Linked DNA regions of Homo sapiens: region 1 is linked to region 2. Evidence: chromatin loops called from intact Hi-C (ENCODE). Cell type or tissue: CD4-positive, alpha-beta T cell. All regions are shown on one strand.

What was found. Peaks named below come from ENCODE experiments on the same cell type or tissue, not always from the same donor. Only the 100,000 strongest peaks of a DNase experiment are listed, where the experiment ranks them.
Region 1: a loop joins it to region 2, with 2.9 times the contacts of the local background. A loop is called at or near these places in 2 of 110 quality-filtered maps.

What each region holds. Positions count from the first base shown.
Region 1 is chr15:69,703,105-69,711,104 of GRCh38, reverse strand. No RefSeq gene overlaps it. Among named protein-coding and RNA genes, the nearest start is that of PCAT29, 110 kb to the right of the region's middle. In CD4-positive, alpha-beta T cell, no CTCF peak of the experiment used is centred here; no DNase peak of the experiment used is centred here.
Region 2 is chr15:70,254,753-70,262,752 of GRCh38, reverse strand. No RefSeq gene overlaps it. Among named protein-coding and RNA genes, the nearest start is that of TLE3, 160 kb to the right of the region's middle. RefSeq lists enhancers at 1-55, 96-165, 2,350-2,569, 2,600-2,679, 3,738-3,827 and a silencer at 2,890-3,049. In CD4-positive, alpha-beta T cell, no CTCF peak of the experiment used is centred here; DNase peaks (open chromatin) are centred at 3,582, 3,952 and 4,972; H3K4me3 peaks cover 868 bases; H3K27ac peaks cover 1,201 bases.

The DNA.
Region 1 (8,000 bases), 550 kb after region 2:
TCACTATGGGAACAGGGTGAGGAATAGAGCCCCCAGGCAGAAGCAGCAACTTAAGCACCTGAGTGGAGTTGAGAGACTCCCTGGCATAACTAGAGCTGGGTTGCGGGGGAAGAGAGTGATGAGAGATGAGCCTGGGGAGCTACACTGAGGGTTTTGGCCTAGTTCTGTGTCAATGGGAAGACATTGAAGGATATTAATAGGCATAGAGAGAGCACAGGGGAGAGAGTTTAGAATTAGAAGCCTAGGAAGACTTCCTGGAGAAGGTGACTTTTGAGCAGTCCCTGAAGTGATGGCCAGGAGTTTGGGAGATAGAGAGGAAGGGACTTGCAAGAAGAGGGAACAGTGAGGGAAAGTATGACAGGTACAGGGCCATCTGCAGAATAGCCAAGGCCACCAAAGGATAATGGAGGAGATGTCACAGGAAGGGCCATGGAGGGTCAAAGAGGGGAGAGAACACTCTGGGCTGGTGTGGTCAGAGAAAACTCTATAAAGAAAATGAATGAATCAATGAATCAGCCAGCCAATGAGGAGCCTTGATTGGAGCCATCGAGTGTGACAGGTGTGAGTAAGCATTGGTTCCGTACAAAGGCAGCCTGCCCCTGGCCCTTGCTTCTGCCCTTTCACCACATGTCTCATCGAAACTGACATGTCTGAGATCCCCTTCTTTGGAACCCCACTGGGAATCTCAAAACTAATATTTTGAGCTAATTGTGGTTGCAGATGGAGCAAATCCTAGATTCCATACAACCTAAGCCTTTGATTTTACATCTGAGGAAACTAAAGTCCGGAGATGGAAAGTGACTTATCCAAGGTCACGTAGCAAGAAAGTCAGCATGACTAGTGCCAGGAATCCCAACCCCTCCCTCAGGGCTCCCTCCATCTCACTGCCCTGCCTCTTAGTCGTCAGCCACCAGGGGCTTGTGGTGGACAAAGGCACTTCTCTTTACCACAGAGACTTCTGGAGGTGGACTCAAAGGAACAAATCTGTTATGGTGAGACTTCAAGCAAGGGAGATACATGGGTGTTGTAGTCCCGCAGATAGACCAGGTGGATAACTGAACACATTCCCCAGAGCTGGGGCTGGCCTGAGCCCTAGGCGCAGAGTGGGGAGGTGTGAGGAGCTAGGAGGTTCACCTACATTGATTCAATTTCATAGAAACCTCATGGCAAAGGTGATATGAATCCCATTTTGCAGAAATTGAGGTTTCAGGAGGTTAAGAGGTTTTCCAAGGCATGAAGGTAACAGTATTAGGATTTGCTCTTGGGCCATTCCCTCTTGGCCCGAGAACACCATCACAGTCAGCCTCTCCCATCAGTTACTCTCCTGTCAAGGGCCTGGGCAACCCCACAGTGGAAGATTTGCTCTGCATCAGGTCAATAACAGCCCATTAGGAAGGCTCTGTTTAATAAACCATTAATGTTGAATTATTGAAGGGATAAGAAAGTGCTAGGAAGATTCAGATAGACAGAGGTAGGGAGGGAGTCTAGCAGGGAAGGGCCAATGAAAGAATATTAATTTAATATCCATGAGCAAGACATCCTCTTGGGTGTGACTGTAGGCATTTATAGCAACCACATTATAAACCGTGTCCCACCATTTTACAGAGAAGGAAACTGAGTCTTACAGAGGTGCCCTAACAGCCACAGGGTGTGGACACAGGGGGCACTGGCAAGTTCAATTATTGGGAATACCTTTGTTTATCATATGAGCTTCACTCATGAAAATTTTTACCAAACTTTATAAAGTGAGGCTGATCCTTTGAGCTAGAAAGAAAAAAGAAGCTGAACCATCTTTTTCCTCCCTGTATCCATTTCAGACACTGCCCCTCCCTGCTGGTCTAGCCAGTCAGTGTTTTCTGCTCTTGGTTAGCAATTTCCTTCCAGCTCCTGGGGCATTTTCCATGACACTCAGCTGGGAATAGAAAAACAAGACAAAAATCAAGCTATGGTGTTAGGATCACTTGACCAGGCATTGGAATCCATGATTCTGAAGTCTTTAGGAAACATCATATTTGATGTACCAAAAAAAACTCACTGCCCACATGACCTATTGAGGAGCTCCACAGGAGAGCAACAGCAGGCACAACAGTCTCTGCCAAAGGCCCTGATATGGTTTGGCTGTGTCCCCATTCAAATTCTGTCTTGAATTGCATCTCCCAGAATTCCCAAGTGTTGTGGGAGGGACCCGGCAGAGGTACTTGAATCATGGAGGCTGGTCTTTCTCATGCTATTCTCATGATAGTGACTAAGTCTCATGAGATCTGATGGGTTTATCAGGGGTTTCTGCTTTTGCTTCTTCCTCATTCTCTCTTGCTGCTGCCATGTAAGAAGTGCCTTTCACCCTCCACCATGATTATGAGACCTCCCCAGCCATGTGGAACTGTAAATCCAATTAAACCTCTTTTTCTTCCCAGCCTCAGGTATGTCTTTATCAGCAGCATAAAACCGGACTAATACAGTAAATTGGTACCAGGAGTGGGGTGTTGCTGAAAAGATACCTGAAAATGTGAAAGCAACTTTGGAACTGGGTATCGGGCAGAGGTTGGAACACTTTGGAGGCCTCAGAAGAAGATAGTAAAATGTGTGAGAAAGTTTGGAACTTTCTAGAGACTTGTTGAATGACTGACCAAAAACCTGATAGTGATATGGACAATAAGGTCCAGGCTGAGGTGGCCTCAGATGGAGATGAGGAACCTTTTGGGAGCTGCCTCAGATGGAGATGAGGAGCTTGTTGGGAACTGGAGCAAAGGTTACTCTTGTTATGTTTTAGCAAAGAGACTGGAAGCATTTTGCCCCTGCCCTAGAGATTTGTGGAACTTTGAACTTGAGAGAGATGGTTTAGGGTATCTGGTGGTACAAATTTCTAAGTAGCAAAGCATTCAAAATGTGACTTGGGTGCTGTTAAAAGCATTCCATTTTAAAAGAGAAACAGAGCATAAAGTTCAGAAAATTTGCAGCCTGATGATGCAGTAGAAAAGAAAAACCCATTTTCTGGGGAGAAATTCAAGCCAGCTGCAGAAATTTGCATAAGTAGCAAGGATCCTAATGATGATCTCCAAGACCATGGGGAAAATGTCTCCAGGCCATATCAGAGACCTTCACGGCAACCCCTGCCATCACAGGCCCAGAAGCCCAGGAGGAAAAAGTGGTTTTGTGAACTGGGCCCAGGGTCACCATGCTGTGTGCAGCCTAAGGCCTTGGTGCCCTGTGTCCCAGCTACTCCAGCCATGACTGAAAGGGTCAAACATACAGCTCAGGCTGTGGCTTTGGAGGGTGGAAGATCCAAGCCTTGGCAGCTCCCACATGGTGTTGAGCTTGCAGGTGCACAGAAGTCAAGAATTGAGGTTTGGGAACCTCCACCTAGATTTCAGAAGATGTATGGAAACTCCTGGATGCCCAGGCAAAAGTTTGCTGCAGGGATGGGGCCGTCATGGAGAACCTCTGCTAGGGCAGTACAGAAGGGAAATGTGGGGTCAGAGCCCCGACACGGAGTCCCTACTGGGGCACTGCCTATTGGAGCTGTAAGAAGAGGGCCACTGTCCTCCAGATCCCAGAATCCACCAACAGCTTGCACCGTACACCTGGAAAAACCACAGACACTCAATGCCAGCCCATGAAAGCAGCTGGGAGGGAGGCTGTACCCTGCAAAGCCACAAAGGCAGAGCTGCTGAAAACCATAAGAACCTACCTCTTGCGTCAGTGTGACCTGGATGTAAGACCTGGAGTCAAAAGAGATCATTTTGGAGCTTTAAAATTTGACTGCCCTGCTGTATTTTGGACTTGCATGGGTCCTGTAACCCCTTTGTTTTGGCCAATTTCTCCCATTTGGAACAGCTGTATTTACCCATTATCTGTACCCTCATTGTATCTAGGAAGTAACTAGCTTGCTTTTGATTTTACAGGCTCACAGGTGGAAGGGACTTGCCTTATCTCAGATGAGACTTGGGACTTGTGGACCTTTTGGTTAATGCTGAAATGAGTTAAGAGTTTGGGGGACTGTTGGGAGGGCAGGATTGGTTTTGAAATGTGAGGACATGAGGTTTGGAGGGCCAGGGGGAATGATATGGTTTGGCTGTGTCCCATTCAAATCTCAACTTGAATTGTATCTCCCAGAATTCCCATGTGTTGTGGGAGTCACCCAGGGGGAGGTAATTGAATCATGGGGGCTGGTCTTTCCCATGCTATTCTTGTGACAGTGAAAAGTCTCATGAGATGATATAATTGGTTTATCAGGGGTTTCCTTTTGCTTCTTCCTCATTCTCTCTTGCTGCCACCATGTAAAAGTGCCTTTCACCCTCTGCTACGATTATGAGACCTCACCAGCCATGTGGAACTGTAAGTCCAATTAAACCTCTTTTCTTCCCAGCCTCAGGTATGCCTTCATCAGCAGCATAAAAACGGACTACTCCAGCCAACTGCCCTAGGGACAGTCAGTCAGGTGGCCATCCCAGCCTCCTCCAAAGCCAGTAGCTCATTAAGCCAGGAGGGAAAAACCTACATAGTGAAGGCTTTGCTGGCAGCTTAGATGGAGAACTGGGGGCAAATCAGGGCAACATGAAAAGCCACTCCTCCACTCTCCAGGGAAAATCCCAGCCTCCCACCCCACTGTAGCATGGAGAGTTTGCACACGGTATATACTTAATACATATAAGTTGAATGCCTGAGTGAATACATAAATGACCCTTTGATAATCTGATTCCTCATCTGTCATAATCAGCTCAGGCTGCTACAACAAAATACCATAGACTGGATGGTGGCTAAAACAACATACACATATTTTTTCACAGTTCTGGAGGCCAGAAGTCTGAGATTATGATGGGTGTCAGCACAGCTGGGTTCTGGTGAGGGCTCTCTTCCTGGCTTGCGAACAGTTACCTTCTTGTGATGTTCTCACACGGCAGAAATATCTCTTTCTTCTCTGTTTTTTGTTTGTTTATTGTTTTTGTTTTGTTTTGTTTTTGAGACAGAGTTTCACTCTTGTTGCCCAGACTGGAGTGCAATGGCATGATCTCGGCTCACCGCAACCTCCACCTCCCAGGTTCAAGCAATTCTCCCACTTCAGCCTCCCTAGTAGCTGGGATTACAGGCATGTGCCACCACGCCCAGCTAATTTTTTGTATTTTTAGTAGAGACAGGGTTTCACCATGTTGGCCAGGCTGGTCTTGAACTCCTGACCTCAGGCGATCCACCCACCCTGGCCTCCCAAAGTGCTGGGATTACAGGCATGAGCCACCATGCCCGGCCTTCTTCTCTGTTATAAGGGCACAGTACTGTTGGATTAGGGCCCCACCCTTATGACTTCATTTAATTTAATTAATTCCTAAAGGTCTTATCTCCAGATACAGTCACATTGGGAGTTTAGGCTTCAACATATGAATTCATTTCATAGGACCAACCAAGGAAGGAATTTAATCATGATGTCATAAAAGGCTGCCAACATTCAATATGCCTCTCTAGTAAACCTAGCAAAGGCCTTTGCCATCCTTGCTCCATCTGGGAGCCCCTTAGAGTAATTTTGCTACATTTTCTTAAGGCTGCCATGACCAAGCCAGGTCTCTGTAGAGCCTGCCTAGTGGATACTGTATTCAAGTCTGAGAGGGGGAGTTCAAAGTCCTCAGCAGCTTCCTGCAGAAGACAGCACTGTGAAAGATTGGAGATGCACGGCTCTTCCTGGGCGCAGGAAGAGTGCTGTCCTGAAAGCTGGGCCTTCCTGTGTCCTTCCATTCCCCTGTAAGACCTTAGGCAATTCGCTCCCCTTCTAGAGGCCATGTTTAAAATGAGGGTGGCGAATTGATGATTTCTGAGAGCCTCCCACTACTCTTGCTTTACCTATGTCTAGAGAAAAGTAGATTCAGAGAGACAAAAGTAAACTGCTTAAGATTTAGGCCAAGAAAGAATTCTGACTTCTTTGCTAACTGTCGAGAACCCTTGGGCAAATGGTTTAATCTCTGAATTTCTCCGTCTGGAGATGGCGGTTATAATAATTACCTCCTTCAGGGATTTCCAGCATCACTGTGATAGACTGATTGTTTTAGGGCCCTGATTCTTCACCCTTCTCTGTGCCCATGAACTTTGCCTGTGACTTTGTAAGTCCTCCTGCTGTGAAGAGAGAGAGTCTTTCTCCCTGCTGTGGGTGGAATGTTTGCCTTCTCCCAAAACGTATATGCTGAAACCTAAACACCAACATGATGGTATTAGAAGATGGGGCCTTTGGGAGATGATTAGGTCATGAGTAATCCCATGAATGGGATTACTACCCTTTTGAAAAAAGGCCCCAGAGAACTGCCTTGCCCATTTCGCCACATGAAGACACAGTGAGAAGGCAACATCTACGAACAAAGAAGCGGGTCCTCACTAGACACCAAATCTGTCTGCACACCTTGATCTTGGACTTCCCAATCTCCAAATCTCTGAGAAATAAATTTTTGTTGTTTATAAGCTACCTAGTCTATGGAATTTTGTTAGAGCAGCCTGCGTGAACTCTGTGATTCAGAGTTCGGCCATGTCACTTGCTTTGGCCAGTGAGATGTTAACAAATGTGACACAAGCAGAAATTTGAGAAAGTGCTTACAGACTGGGTTTGCTTACTTTTGCACTCTGCCATGGCCATGAGAACATGCCTCAGCTAGCCTGCTGGAGGGTGAGAAACACACAGAATGGAGCCAATATGCCCTAGTTGTCCCAGACGAGGCCAGCAAAGATCACCCAGCAGCCAACACATCCCCAACACATAAAGAGCTCTGCCAAGGCCAAGAGGACCTCCCACCTGACTCATCAGACCAACAAGCTAAAAAGACTGATTTTTTTAAGTCACCGAGTTTGGGATGGTTTGTTGCACAGTATTATTTTGGCAATTAATAACTGACACAATCATAAAATGACACACAACAGGTACTCAATAAGTGTTTATTTCCTGCATCATCTCCCCACCCCAGACCTTCAAGTGCAAACTTAGTTCTTACAACGATAGTTGGGAGACATAAATTGTGGTCCTGGTGCATTTTAAGCTTCAATCTCATTGTTACTCCTGCTTCAGATTGATTACAGACGCTGACTGCTCAATTTTGATTAAATACTAAATCATAAGCTGCTTACAAAATGCCTGCAAAAAGCTGACATTTATGAAGTCCAATAAACTACTTGTAAGAACAGGAGTGCTAGATTGGGAGAAAAAAATAAAATCTTCATCCAAACAAACATCGGTTGACAGCAGACAGATGGTCAGAATCCCTTACTTGTAAACTGGAAAAATTAAGATTTGGCAAGAGTTGTCTGAAAAGAACTAGCAAACATCAAAGTTTCCCCTTTCAATGCTGGTGTTTTTCTGGGCCTGACTTCAATATTTTCACAGGCTACTGCACGGAAAAGGTGTTGCAGGCCTCCGCGTTGCTGGCAAGGAAAGGCTAAGAAATACCAGCAACGATTTATAGGAAGCAAGGTTGCCAACATTCCAAAGAGTGAGCGTTTAAAAGCCAGCAACTGCACATTCCCATAAATCCCCATAACTCAGCATCAGGCCTTCCCCTTAATCTGCTGAGGTGTGAGGGAAGGGAAGGTGGAATTTTCTAACTCGATTTTCCACTTGGATCAGCTTTCACAGGGGTGACTGTTGAGTTAATCTTTCAGGGGCCGCAGAAGTCTTAATAGTAATGGAATCCACCCTTAAAAGCAGAGGGCCGGGCTCTCCTTATGTTTGTTAAATGAAGTAATAAGAGTGCTAAGAGGGGCTTTGGCTCTGGCAACAAGCCCCATAGCTTCAGGAGAGGCAAAGGCTTTGACTGTCCTGGTTCTCATTTTTCCCTGACTTCTCGGTGACCTTAGAAGTGTTCAGAGAGTGAGTTTGTGCAGATGAGGTGAGCTTGTGTAGTTATCTGGCTATGTACAGAGTATGCCAAGGATTGGCAAGCTGGCATGGCTCCAAACATGGCCCTCGTGCACCCCTTGGGAGCATTGCTTCTGCTGCTTTGATTGCTCGGGACTCACACAAGCCCATGACTTTA
Region 2 (8,000 bases):
GGTAGGCTTGTGACCCAGCCCTCCACACCAGCCTGGAAAGTTTGGAGGTCGGGCTCCCACCCTCTCTCAGCACCTTGAATGACCTTGCTGAGTATTGATGATGAGTTCTCATCAGCACTAGTGATAATATGAAAATCACTATAATTAGAGCTGGCAGGTTGGTCTTGCTCTGCATTAGAGATGATGTGAATTGCTTATAGGGGAATTCCCCACCCCCAAGTCCCACCCCACCTGGGAGAAGAGCTTCACACCCCAGACCTGGCTCTCTCCAGCTCTCCAGTCTCCCCTGGGCCCCCGGGGCCAAGGCCAAAGTTCTCTGGGCACAGTTTTGTGCCCAAAAATTACCCCTTATGCCTGCAATTTTCCATTTGCACCTTCAAAATAGAGTGCAACTGGCTAATTGCCATGGCAATTAGGTAATTGCAGGTGCAATTAACATCTTTCCAGCAAAGCAGGGGGAGAGGGAGGGGAGACAGGGGAAGAGAGAAACAGTGAGAGGAAATGCAGGAGCCTGCAAGACAGACCAAGAGGTTGTGAGAGAAAAACCGAGGGGATGGGGAGAGAAAACAAGAGTGGGTGGGCAAGGAGAGAGATGGGATGGCTAGAAAGAAGAAAGGTGTGTGTACAAAGAAAAATACATCAATAAGACTCAGCCACTGTCTTGGAGGAGCTGATGGCCTAGAGGTGAGAAGGAGGCCCAGAGCAGAGCAGGAAGGTGGATGTGGAGCATTCCAGCCTGGTGGCACCGGGAAGCTTTCCCAGGGAAGGTGGTGCCTGAGCTGAGCCTGGAGAAGGGCTTCTATAGGTGGGCAAAGGGAGGCGGGAGTCCTGGTGGTTATATCAGCATGAGCCAAGGTCCAGAGGTGTGTGAGCCCAAGTATGCCCCATAGGACTTCCTGCCATAATGGGAATGTTCCAGACCTGCACTGCCCAGGCCAGTAGCCACCAGCCATGTGTGGCTATTGAGGACTCAAAATGTGGCTAGTGCTATTGAGGAATTGGATTTTTAATATTATTTAACCCTAAATTGAAATTTAAATAGTCACATATGCTCCGGTATTGATCCACACAGACCACAGAGGAATGGGAATGGGGCCTGGATGCCAGGGAAAGGCCCCATAGCAGCTGTCCCCCTCCTAGTCCAGGGGACTGGAGAGGTGGCATCAGGTACCGAGATGGGGAGGACAGAAGAGGGGTTGAGAAGAATGGGTTGGGGCACCACATGTTTGGATGAAGACTTGTTCACCATGAGGAGATGGTTAGGGAACCATGGCAAGTTTGGGATTGAAGCCCCTGTCCCTGCCCTCCCTTCCCTCAGTACCCTTGTCGCTGTAGAGGTGTCTCCTTCCTGGTGTCTCATTTGGGGAAAGCTCCACACTCATTCTCTACACGGTTTGGGAGAAGGAGAGGACTGTGCCTCTCCCTGTCCCTCCAGCCCCACTGTCCCTAGGCCCAGCCCCAACCCAGCAGCCCAACTGCCTTTACAGCAAAATAAGCTTCAGTGAGGTCACGTGGACTCAGGGCAGCCACACACACTCATACGTATCCACACTCAAACATACAAATACATATGGTCACACCATCACCCCTGGACACACTCATACAAGCACACACACCCTCAAATCCAAGTGCACACAGCCTCACAGACAACACACACACAAGTGCTTGGGGCAGTGTTTACAAAGCCCTGGAGGGGCTGGGAGGCTCCCGCCCTGTGCAGGTGGTTGGAGGTGTGGATCACCATTAGCACCAGTGACATTCAAGGACAGAGCCCAGAGACCCACTGCAGGGGTGCCTTCATTGGGTCCCCTTTCCCTTTCTCACCTTTCAGCTGGAAAGGCTCTGGCCAGGCCCGGGCTGCGAACACCAGGCTACATTTGGGGAGGGGTGTGGCCCCAGGACTGCGCTGTGGTGCACCCTGCCTCACCCTTGCCATCTCGTCACCCTCTCTCCCAGCCTCCTGCCCCACTGCTCCTTTGCACGCTCTGCCTGCCTGACATCTCTCTCTGTCTCCTCTCTCTCTTTCTCGTTCCCACTCTCTCCTCCCTCCCCTTGCTTGGGTCCTTCCTAATCTCCTTCCCTCACAGTGTCTGGTTCCCTCTCCTGTGCTAGAACCAAACCTTCCAACCCATGAAACTCCAACCCTAGGGCTGCCGCACCAGACTTCTGGAATGTTCTCCTTTGCTGATGTTGTGGCCTGGCTGTGAAAGCCCCTAGGACCTGAGAACAGGACTCTCTGGACTGCAGCAGCAGAATGAGTGTGGTCAGTGTCTAGGCCAGCAGAGGGGACAGCAGGCCTTGTGGAAGACAGAGGGTGAAGACCCTTCACGCAGTCCATTGTCTGAGTGTGCACATATGTGCCTGTGTGTGTCTGCACGCTCACGCACATATGCACATAAACTCTCTACCCTGGAGACTAGAGGGAGCTGTGTGGGTAACTCACTGGGAGATCTTGAGCAAGTCACCACCCACCTCCAGGTTGCAGTTTCCTTTCTCTGAAACAAAGATCATTGTCTGGTCCTGGTGTGCAGAGTCCTTGGGAAGGGCTGGGGAGATGCCCCCCAGAACAGCTTGGCTTTGGTTGGGCTGAAATAGATTTTACTGGAAAGCAAAGCACTGTGGCTAAAGCACAATGCATGGTCACACAGGTACCTTCCCTCCCTGGAATCCTATAATGCAATGAGTCCCTACTGGTTTTTTTTCCCCAGCCTTACCCCAGCCCTACCCAGTGCTTGACACAGGCCTGGGCATAAAGGAGTTGGTCATCCAGAGGAGGCCCGGAGGTAGCCTGTGGGTGGTCTGTCTGTCTGCCCTCTTGTGGTTGGTGCTGCTCAGGTCCCGGTAGACGGTGGGAGTTAGAAGCCCAAGGCCCTGCACCAGGATGCAGAAATGGGGAGGCAGCAGTTGGTACAGGAAGAACATGGCTTCACACACTCAGTCCCAAACCCACCTGCCTCACGGCCAGGCATTGAGATTGCACCCACCTCTCTCACACCCCATTCTCAAGCTGCACATCCTCATTTTGTGGCTACACCCGTGCACATGCGGGCACACACACACCTCCAGGTCAAGGCAGCCCTCCATGTTGATTTCAACTTGATTTCATCTGTATAAATGCCAGGCACAAAAAGCACAGCATGGAGCTGTCCTTCAGAAGCCCGTTTGAATTTCCCCAAAGATAATCCATTAGATAGGGAGTGGGGGAGGCACACAGGACAGAAGAAACAACAGAAATCCCATCTGTTTAAGGAAAAAAGGCATTTATTAAATGATTTTCAGTTGAGCCCTTGGTCAGTCTCTGCGAGGACTAGAGACCCAAACATAAAGGCCACACCACCAGGACCCAATCCTAAAGCCACCCTGTAGGACTGGCCATGGGGTCACCACGGTACTCTCAGCCAGCACACTTTCTACCATGGACGCTGGGCACCGGGTGCCAACCCTGAGTCCCGCCCACAGCTGCCCCTGGGAGAGGGGGCCCAGCAGCTGGCACTCCTGCTGGACGGGGGTCTCACAGCATCTGCTTCTTCAGACGCCTGACTGCAGGCTGAGGTCCCACGTGAGCATATCTGCTAGCAGAGCTGAGGTCACGTGACTGAGCTCTGGCTGCCGAGGAGCAGGAAAACCAGTAAGTGGCAGCTGCCTTAGAAGCGAGAAACTCACACGTGAGGAATTCCCAGGCAGAGGGAAGAACAAGTAGGCAGAAAGATGGACAAATGGCCCAGCACCCCAGACGGCCTGGGCCCTCTGCACAGCCTGACCTGCTCTAACCACTCACCTCTCCAGCCCCTCACTGAGGACCCAATCTGGTTGCCACCCTCGTCCCTTCCGCCTGGTTTCTAGAGCCTCCAACCTCATGAGCTGGCCCAGCCAGGCCCTCTGCCTTTGGGGCCCCAAGAGCACAGCAGGCTTCCAGGGCTGGTGAGGCGGGGGCGTCAGCAAACCACAGGCCATGCCTTTCCGGTGACATTTGGCTCAGGCTGGGGTTGAGGTCGGCTTCAGACTCAGTGAGAGAAACACACACCACCCCGCAAGCTTCCTCTAAGAAGGGCTCCGAGAGGAGAGGGCTGCATCTTGTGCAGGCAGGAGAGTCAGGGGTGGAGCAAGGGATGCCCGGCTTCTGACTACCATGCTGTCTACCTGTCATGGCAGCAGTGGCAGCTGACGACCACCAAGTACTCGCCACGTTTCTGGCGCTGTGCCAAGCATGCAACTCTTAACGTCCTGGCAGCACCTGAGTTAGGACCCACTGTCTCCATGTTACAGATGAGGAAACCGAGGCAAAGAGAGGTTAAATAACTCACCTGGGGCCACTGGCTACTGAGTGGCGGAACCAGGATTTGAACCCAGTCTGGTCCAGAGCCCTTCACCACTTTGTTAAATGGCCCCTCGGTTTATTTATCCTCTCTGTCCCTCTGTTTTTCCCTCTAAAAGAAGAGCCCCAGGTGGCCAAGGGACATGGAGTAGTGGAGGAGCACCCAGCTCACAGCTTTTCCCTCTAAAAGATGAGCCCCAGGTGGCCAAGGGACATGGCGTGGTGGAGGACCACCACGTGTGTGAGCACCAGCTCACAGATGGTGACTTAGGGTTTCCACCCTGCTCTGCTTTCCCTTGGCTGTGGACCCTGGGCAGTTAGTTAACTTCTCTGAGACTTAGTTTTTCTCACCTGAAATGTAGAGCAATGAGGTCTACCTGCAGGAAGTTTGTGGGAGCAATGAAGTTGTGGGTGCCTCGCACCTGGCAGGTGCTCAGGAAATGCAGGACCAAAAGCACTCAAGCCTGAACCCCTCAGATGGCCCCTGGGTAAGGAAACGCTGCAGCTCCCCCAACCACCCAGCAATACCTGAGTCTCAGACACCCAGTGAGATGGGAGACCACGAGCCCAGCCTGAGGAGCCATCCTTGCTAGGCCATATGACCAGCTCCCTGAGCTAGGTCTCACGGAAGTCGCTTTGTGCCCCTGCCCCCATGTGTCCTGTGTCACTACCCAGTCCTTCCTGTCATGAGGAAGCAGCCACATGCCCTCCTCACCCTGGACCTTGGGGCCCTCAGGACCAGCTCTTCCTTTGAAAAGAGGAAGATGGAAGGCAGCAATTCTTAGCCTCACCAGGAAAATGCAGCCTGCCGCTCTCCTATTGGAATCAAGGTTGTCTAGATTGGGTAGGTGGGGGTGGGATAGTTGTGGGTAGGGGAATTTTGAATTCAGGAGTCCCTCAGGTCAGAAAAAACAATTTTGGCTGGGCGTGGTGGCTCATGTGTGTAATCCCAGCACTTTGGGAGGCCGAGGCAGGAGGATCACTTGAGCCCAGAAGTTCGAGATCAGCCTGGGTAACATAGAAAGACCTCTTCTTAGAGGTCTTCTTAGAATCTTACACCTAGGAGGGCAAGGGATCTTTTGTCTTGCACCCCTCCCTCCTGAGCTGTGGTGGCTGCCTCCCTAGAACACTGCTGACTGTGTCCGGACTTAGGGAGAAAGAGCACTGTGATTGATTAGCGATGTCTGCCTTGGGCAGGGGATGAGACATACATAGTCTGTATTTGCCATCCTGTATCTAAATATCTGCCCATGAGGCCTGAAACCCATTCTCTTCCAGTCCTCCCTCCTTTACTCTCAAGTTCCCTAGAACAAGCCATCTCTCATCTAAGACATTGCCCAAACAGAACTCTTCCATAGCCTCCACCGACTGCATGGCTGTTTTGTTTCTCATGCATTTCTCCCAGATGATGAAAACCTAGACCAGCGGTTCTCAACTGGAAGCAATTTTGCCCCCCAGGTGACATTTGGCGATGCCTAAAGACATTTCTGGTTGTCAAAACTGGAAGGGTGGGGGTGGGGTGCTTCTATAGGTATCTAGTGGATGGAGGCTAAAGATGCTGTTAAGCATCCCACGATGGACAGGGAAACCTCCTACAACGGTTGAATTTGGCTCAAACTGTCAGGAATGCTCAGGTTGAGAAGCCCAGGTCTAGAGAATAGACTGCTTTCTTGCTCCCACTAGAGTGATCTGTTGGGCTCCCAGCCCAGCACCCCTAACCCTTCAAGCCGGGATCAACCTCCCTCTCTCATTCACAACTTCATCCATCACTGAGACCCCTGGGTTCCTCGGCATGGTTCACAAATCCTTTCAGGATCTCCCTCCACCCCAGATCTCACCTCTCACCCAAGTGTTCTTCCACCCACTTGCTCTTCCCTGCACCGCCCCTTTCTATCCGTTTAGCAAATTTCTACTCGTCCTTTAAAACTCAGATTAGACATCACCTTCTCCAGGAAGCCTTCCCTGTCTCATCCTCCACGAGGACCAGTGTAACCAGTCACACCCTCTGTGATACTTCTGTTTCTTGCAAAACCCTCTGCTGCTGTACTGACACCCCGCATCGTATTTTATGTTATTTGTTTAAATGACCACTTTCTTCATATGATCATCAACTTTGTGAAAGCAGGGACTGGGTTTTATTCACTTCGTATTCCAGCCTGGCACCTTGTGAGGCTCAGTCAGTAGCTCAGCCCGTCCTGCCTCTTGGCTGCTGTTCCCGCCTTGCATCAGCCTCATCCAGGACTCACACTGTTGGGTTCCCACAGCAGAGTAGTTAAGGGGTGGGGGATGTTCAAATCCAGCTCCTGCAACTCACTAGCTGAGTGACCTAGGGCAAGATGCTTCACCTCTCCGTGTTTCATCTGTGAAGTGGGGGCAATAATGAAACCTATCACATAGTCATGATGATTAAATGACCTCATAGATGGAAACAGCTTAGAACAGTGCCTGATACACAGCAGGGGTTCAAACAGAGTTACTGCTGATCATCAGGTAGGATTCTCTACCCATGCCATAATCCTGCCTTGGGTGCCCACCATGTCCCATTTCTTCATAGACCCATCATCTCGGAACCATGACTGCCTTCCACTGTTCCCTGCTACCTGTTTTCCGTCCCTGATGTCCTCCTGCACGTTCATCTCCTGGGGCCTGGGGCCAAATGCTCTGGGCTTCCTAGACTGTGCTGATACCCTTCTCAGCCAGCTGCTGTCCTCCCTGGGCTCCTGCAGGGAGCCTTTGTCCTGCATCTGACCAGAGACCTTTTAGAAGCTGATATGGTTTGGATGTGTGTCCCCTCCAAATCTCATGTTGAAATGTGATCCCCAGTGTTGGAGGTGGGGATCTGGTGGGAGGTGTTTGGGTCATGGGGGGTGGATTCCTTATGAATGGCTTGGTGCTCTCGTCATGGCAATGAGTGAGTTTTTGCTTTGAGTCCACATGAGATCTGGTTGTTTAAGAGTGTAGAGGCCGGGCACGGTGGCCCACGCCTGTAATCCCAGCACTTTGGGAGGTTGAGGTGGGTGGATCATGAGGTCAGGAGATCGAGACCATCCTGGCCAACATGGCAAAACCCATCTCTACTAAAAATACAAAAGTTAGCCAGGCGTGGTGGTGGGTGCTTGTAATCCCAGCTATTTGGGAGGCTGAGGCAGGAGACTCTCTTGAACCTGGGAGGCGGAGGTTACAGTGAGCCAAGATCACGCCACTGCACTACAGCCTGGTGACGGACAGAGCGAGAATCCGTCTCAAAATAAAAAAGAAAAGAAAAGAGTGTGGGACCTCCCCCCGGCCCCCGACCCCTACCTCTCTTTCTCATCACATGATGCGCTGGCTCCCCTTCATCTTCAGTCATGATTGGAAGCTTCCTGTGGCCTCACCAGGAACAGATGTTGGCACCATGCTTCCGGTATAGCCTGCAGAACCATGAGCCAATTAAAGCTCTCTTCTTTATAAATTACCTTTATAGTAACCAAAAAAATGGACTAATGCAGAAGCCCTGCAGTGCCTAGAAAAGAGCCAAGCCTGTTAGACTGACTCAGGAAGTCCTAGCTGGGTGAACGACTGACTGATGGGATTTGTCAAGTGGGAGCCAAGGGCTGCAGGGGAGGGGAGAATAGGCTGCGGCCGGGGGAGGCGGGGAGGCAGGAGGCAGGAGGCAGGAGGCAGGAGGCAGGAGGCAGGAGGCAGG